Regions from separate parts of the Mus musculus genome. Here region 1 is linked to region 2. The links are chromatin loops, found by intact Hi-C in ENCODE. Cell type or tissue: heart. All regions are shown on one strand. Links, peaks and the distances in the headings refer to the core of each region. The heading gives the core; the rest is flanking DNA.

Region 1 (2,802 bases), core at 278-2,777, 50 kb after region 2:
ATCAGCTTATCATTGACTTTTACTTTTTAAAAAGGCTCTTAAAATGGAGCAGTTAACAATTTTCTGTTTAAAGGTTTGTAATTTGTTATGTTTCAGGATGCAAGAAAATAAAAGTACATGTTTTTTTTTAAATAAAAATTTGTGACCTTTAAAAATATGGAAAAGGTTATTTTTCAGTGGAAAATACAGTAAAATATCTGTTAAATCTATTTTTAAAGATATTGATACAGTTTTCTTGCTAAGCTTCCAGCCTCCCATTGGACAGCTAGGGATGCTGTGCTGCCTGTGATCTTCAAGATCTTTGTCACATGGAAATACAGCCAGTCCCGGTCACCGTGGCTGCTCCCCGCCCTACATGGTTGTAATCTCTGATCGCATGTATTTGGACACTAGGAATAAGTAGCCCAGGTTCAGAGCTGTAGTGGAGGTGCCCATGGGCCTAGGGCGCTTTCTCTCAGTCCTTGACTTTTGTCCTTCCTCCCTGGTCCCCATAGGAAGTAAGGAGGGGGATGCCTTTTATTCGGTGACATTTGTTACAGCAGATAACTGTCAGGGGTGTCTGAGGACACATTGAGATGGTGTCACACTTTATACAATTGGCTTAAAAGTTTTCTAAATAAATTCTTCTTTTTAAGACTGCACGCCTGGTGGATTCACCATCAGTCATTCTTTTTCAGTCTTAGGTCTTGGTTGATGCTCTGTGGTGTGAGAGATGCTGATAGTTGCATGGGAGAAGAAGATGAGGTGCCAGTGGCAGAGGTGGGGGGAGGTGAGACTGATGGTGTCACTAGTGGAGCTGGTGATAGCTGTGGCGTGGCAGTGGCACTGTCAACAGTGAAAGGAGGGTACTGGTAATGCTGGTGGTGCTGGTGACCATGTGAGCTGTAGATTTCTGTCTCCCTGTGCAGTGGCAGGATGGGGGAGTTGGTATTGTTTCTATAAACAGATATGCCCAGTGGAGCTTACAAGTGTTGCCTGCCAATATATGATGAAGCTGCTTCACAGGTGAATTGAGTGCATACAAGTTTTAGAGACAGGTCTCTATTTTAGATCCAGAGGACCATGGTGATCTGAATCTCTGAAATTCTGTTGTACAGACAGTGAGATCTGTCCAGGGCTCCTGCCAAAATGAAAGTGCCCTACATCTTAGGATCCATGTCCATGCCCTGCCTGTGTGATGCCAGAGTCTTTGGAAAAACTCTCTGAAATAGATGTTCCTTGTCTTGGTTTTGTAGACTAGGAAAGTGAACCTTGGTTGTTAAACTAGGACTTGAAAATCTAGACCTGGGAGATGACAAGCCCTTTTCTATTTCCTCCATCCTGACCACTAGATAGCACGTTTACGCCTTTGTAGGCTGTTTCTTGTCTTAGATGAGAGAGAGTATGGGAAGAAATGCAAAAGTGAATATTCCATATTTGGTTTTCTTCTCTCACTGTGAGGGCAGAACATGTCTTTTCTCCTATGTGTTTCCTTATGTGAGCAGTGGACTCAGATGACCCTTTAACGTTTATATGGGAACTGTTTGGAGGCTCTTCCCGAATGTGTCCAAGGCTGGAGCTGTGGAGTGATCTTTTCCTGACCTGACTGGTCTCTGGCCAAATAGGATATTGAGTAAGCCAAAAACCAGGCAGCAGCCAGCAAATCCAGATAGAGATAAATATTTACCCTCATCCCAGTGGGAATTCTGGGTTCTTAGGATCAAAGATCTACTCTGTGTGTGTCTGTTTCTATGCCTTGGATAGGAAGGCGACCTGGAGCATAGTACAGTCTCTGGTACCCAGGCTCTTTAGCCCTTGGACAAATTCCCTAGTGGTGCTTTAAAAAAACTCCCATGTATAAAAATATAAGTTGCATTTCTTAAAATAAAAGAAACAGACGTAGAATTGAAGAGGGAAGATATAAGCAAAGACATGGCAAAGAATTTGCAGAAACAGAAAGCAAGGGGGAGAGAGAGACAGAGGCAGAGACAGAGACAGAGACAGAGACAGACAGCGAGAGAGGATGTACACAGATACAGTGAGGCTGAGTTCCGGGAAGGCAGAAGGTGATGCGTGTGTGTGTGTGTGTGTGTGTGTGTGTGTGTGTGTCTGTCTGTCTGTCTGTCTGTCTGTCTGTCTGTCCTGTGCCGCTATGCCTTTACTTTAGTAGTGCTCCAGAAGCACAAAGGTTTTTATTTTTGACTGAATCTGATTTACTTTTTTGACTTGCTTGTATCGTGTCAGCAATTCCATGGTCTAATCTGAGAACACAAAGGTTTTGCTCATGTTTTCCTCAAAGAGTTTCACAGTTTCCGCTGGGAATCGATTCTGTGCTTGGTGTGAGGTAAGGCCACTCTGCATGTGGAAAATGGCTTGTCTCGGATTTTTATTCCTTAATTCCACAAGTATGTATGGTGAGCACGCTCTGTGCCAGCTATTGTGCACTGCCAACAGAGTGCCCATCGGTGCCAGAACGGCCCAGAAACCAAGAAGGGAAAAACACTGAGAAACTGGGGAGTAAAGGATTTTTTAAAAAAATATTAGACATTTGGGAAGAGATTGTTAAAGTGTAATATAAGGAAACTATAAGAATATTCCAAAAGTATTGCATTTAAAAAGGCAAACATTATCATATGCCCGATATCATTGTTAGTATGTGTTTCTTATACCACTAACATACACATTGCTGCTTAATGTATCGACAGATAGGCAGGCCTGGTTGCTCCCTTCAGATTACTGCCAACTATCTGAATATTACTTATTTATTTGCACACTCATAATTCCAACTCTTCTTTGGGCTAATTTTGAAATCTAAAGGCATGA
Region 2 (2,802 bases), core at 135-2,634:
TTTAAGTTGTGTTTACTTGAGTGTAGTGCTAGCAGAGGCCAGAAGAGGGCATCAGATCCTCTGGAGCTGGGGTTTTAGGTAGTTGTGAGCCCCTGGATGTGGGTGCTGGCAACCAACCTTGGCACCTCCAAGAGCAGTGTGTGCTCTTAGCTTCTGAGCTGTCACTCCAGCCCCCTGGCTTTACTTTTATAAATCTAATTTGGCATATTCCTACTCCTCAAATTAATGATTTTTTTTTAGGATCTTTGTCTGGTTCCCCCCCCCCCCATTTTTCAATTGTAAAGAGCATAAACGTTATTTCACTTTGGGCAAAATGCTATTCTCTGTCTGGACTGTACAATATGTCAGCTCTCTGACATTCTCTTCCGTATGACTGGGAAATTCCAGGAAAAATGACTAAGGAGCAAGACTCTCCCAGACAAAAAGCCAGCTTCCCCCACCCTATTTTGATGGCTCAAAATAAATAGCAGTGTTGAGAATGCTCCACATTCTCTCCATGTGAGAAGGCAGTAAATTAAAAAGCTTTAGGGGTGGCTATGATCAAGTAAGTACTTTGCCCACAAAAAGGAAATGCAAGGTAGAGTGTCCTAGTTTTGGAAGTAGAACCTCGGTACTGCATGCAGATGCTATGAAGAAGTGGGGTGGGCGTGCCTTAGAGTATACTTCACAGTGAACGTATTCCTTGTTTCCAGTAGACAGCTGCCCTCACATTGTGAGGGTTGTGTTTGGCTTTTCTATTGCTCATGTGGACTCAGATGATGTCTTACACTTTCCAGGGCTTTCATTCTGTGATTTGCTGTTCACTAGCTTGCTTGCCTCCTTGCTCTGCTTAGTATATACACAGAGTATGTTAGGATTTTTTTTTCTCTCTCTCTCAGACCACAGTGCTTCTGCCAGCATGTTTTATTTGCCCATTCTCACTGGTGTAAAATTTTTCTTGGATTAGACATACATGAATGTTTGCATGCAAGGCATTAATGTTTGTCTTGTGACCAACCATCTGGAAAGGTGGTATTCAGCCCACTGATGTCCTTTGTGTTTCAGGGGAGCTACTCATCTTCATTATGGTCATGTCTATCTAGGAGATCTGGTAGACTGGTGCCAGTGTTCCTTTAGGGAAGCCTTGAAACCATGGGATGCTCACAATCTACACAGCCCCTCTCGCTTCAGCAGGTGGCGCTCTTTTACCTTTGAAGGTTATTCTCTCCTAGTCGTCTGTGTCCAGGGCTATACTTCCTGCAAAGAGAGAGACCTGAGACCTCTGTGTAGGGTGGCATTGGCCTGTGAAGCCATTGTCTGGCCTGGTAAGGGAAAGCTGATGGGCATTGGCCCACCTGATGCCAGTTTCAGCCCTCGAACAATAGTGAGGAAGACTGATGTGGACAAGGCTTTGCCAGAGGGGCCAAAAGCTCATAAAGTAGGTCATGTAATTGCAGTGTCTCAGTTGTAACAGAAAGAATGCTGGGGTTTGCTGAAGTACCTGGGGATGGAGAAGGATACCATGAGGGGAAGAACAATGAAATGAGGAGCCTGCATTCCTTCCAGTGTGTACATAGTGCTTACACATGTTCCTGTGGTGTTCATATTTATATAATGTGGTTATCATATACTCATAAATGCACGTATTCCTATACAGCTTGCATTTGTAATGACCTTCCCAAAGCATTACTGCCATATGGAGTAATTTGGGCAGGGAGCTCTGAAGAAGGGATTGTGGCTAGAGAAATAGTCTTAAGATAGGAACTACATTGGATCTGAGAAGAGAAACATGATATGTCACATAAGAGCACACTGACATCACTGAGGGCTTCACTCTGTTGGTCTACCCGACAGCAGAAAGCTTCCAAGGTTACATGAGTGCTTCCAGTAGGAAAACTTTGTATGCCCTTTTAAATTTTCAGAGAAAACAACAATTTCTTTTTAAAATCTCATGTATCTGGCTGGCCTTAAACTGGTTTTTGTTTATTGATTTTTATTCTTGTTGTTATTTTTTAAATTAAGACAAGATCTCATGGTGATCAAGCTAGCCTCAAGCTTGCTATGCAGTCAATCATGAACTTGAATTTGTGTCCTACCTTTACCTCCCAGGTGCTCACATTGCAAATGTGTCCCACCATATCTTGTCTAAGCCGTGCATGGGATTTAACCAATTTAATTTCCCTGTACGCAAGGCAAGGACTCTGCCAATTTAACAACAACCTTTTGCCACTAACTCTTTAAATATCAGGCATTCTTGCCTGTGCAGAAATAGCTGTGTGTGATGGTTGCTGCCTTTGGAGTTTTAGTGATATACCAGGTATACAGGACTTGACTACCCACATTAGTTTACTATTGCTAATTGATATGACCAAAATGTGTCTACAGGACTTTGATTTTCTAATTTTTTCATTTTATAAAAATGCCCGTCTCAAATATTTAAGATTTTCACAAGTGTAAGATACAAAGTCACACTCACATCCCCTTGGTATCCGGCTGTCACCCACCGAGCTGAGGCTGACTCCTTGTCATCTTTGCCTCTCCTCACTTGTACCTTATTACCTCCTTATGAAGAGAGTCTCCAAAGCTGTTCTGAGGACAGTTTTCCAAGCAGTGAATGAAGCAGCACCTCAGGTGATGGTGTTAGCATTTCTAGGCTATGATGTACCTACTTTGAGAAGTGAATTCTAATTGTGGTGTATTTAGTGTGGTGGGCATCACACCCAGAGCTCTGTGCGTGCTGCCTGAGTACTCATAGTTGAGCTGCACCTAGAGCCAAACCCAACTTTTTAGATCATCTCTTTTGACTTGAAAATTAGTCCCTTT

The links. Hi-C counts contacts between places; a loop is a spot of excess contacts. Peaks named below come from ENCODE experiments on the same cell type or tissue, not always from the same donor. Only the 100,000 strongest peaks of a DNase experiment are listed, where the experiment ranks them.
Region 1: a loop joins it to region 2, with 2.2 times the contacts of the local background. A loop is called at or near these places in 7 of 42 quality-filtered maps.

What each region holds. Positions count from the first base shown.
Region 1 is chr13:63,095,314-63,098,115 of GRCm38, forward strand. All of the region lies in intron 5 of Aopep (aminopeptidase O), which reads left to right. Among named protein-coding and RNA genes, the nearest start is that of Gm46422, 2.0 kb to the left of the region's middle. In heart, for the core only: a CTCF peak has its summit at 1,812; a DNase peak (open chromatin) is centred at 1,618.
Region 2 is chr13:63,045,633-63,048,434 of GRCm38, forward strand. The region is part of intron 3 of Aopep (aminopeptidase O); the gene reads left to right. Among named protein-coding and RNA genes, the nearest start is that of Gm46422, 48 kb to the right of the region's middle. In heart, for the core only: a CTCF peak has its summit at 1,157 (motif pointing right); a DNase peak (open chromatin) is centred at 1,249.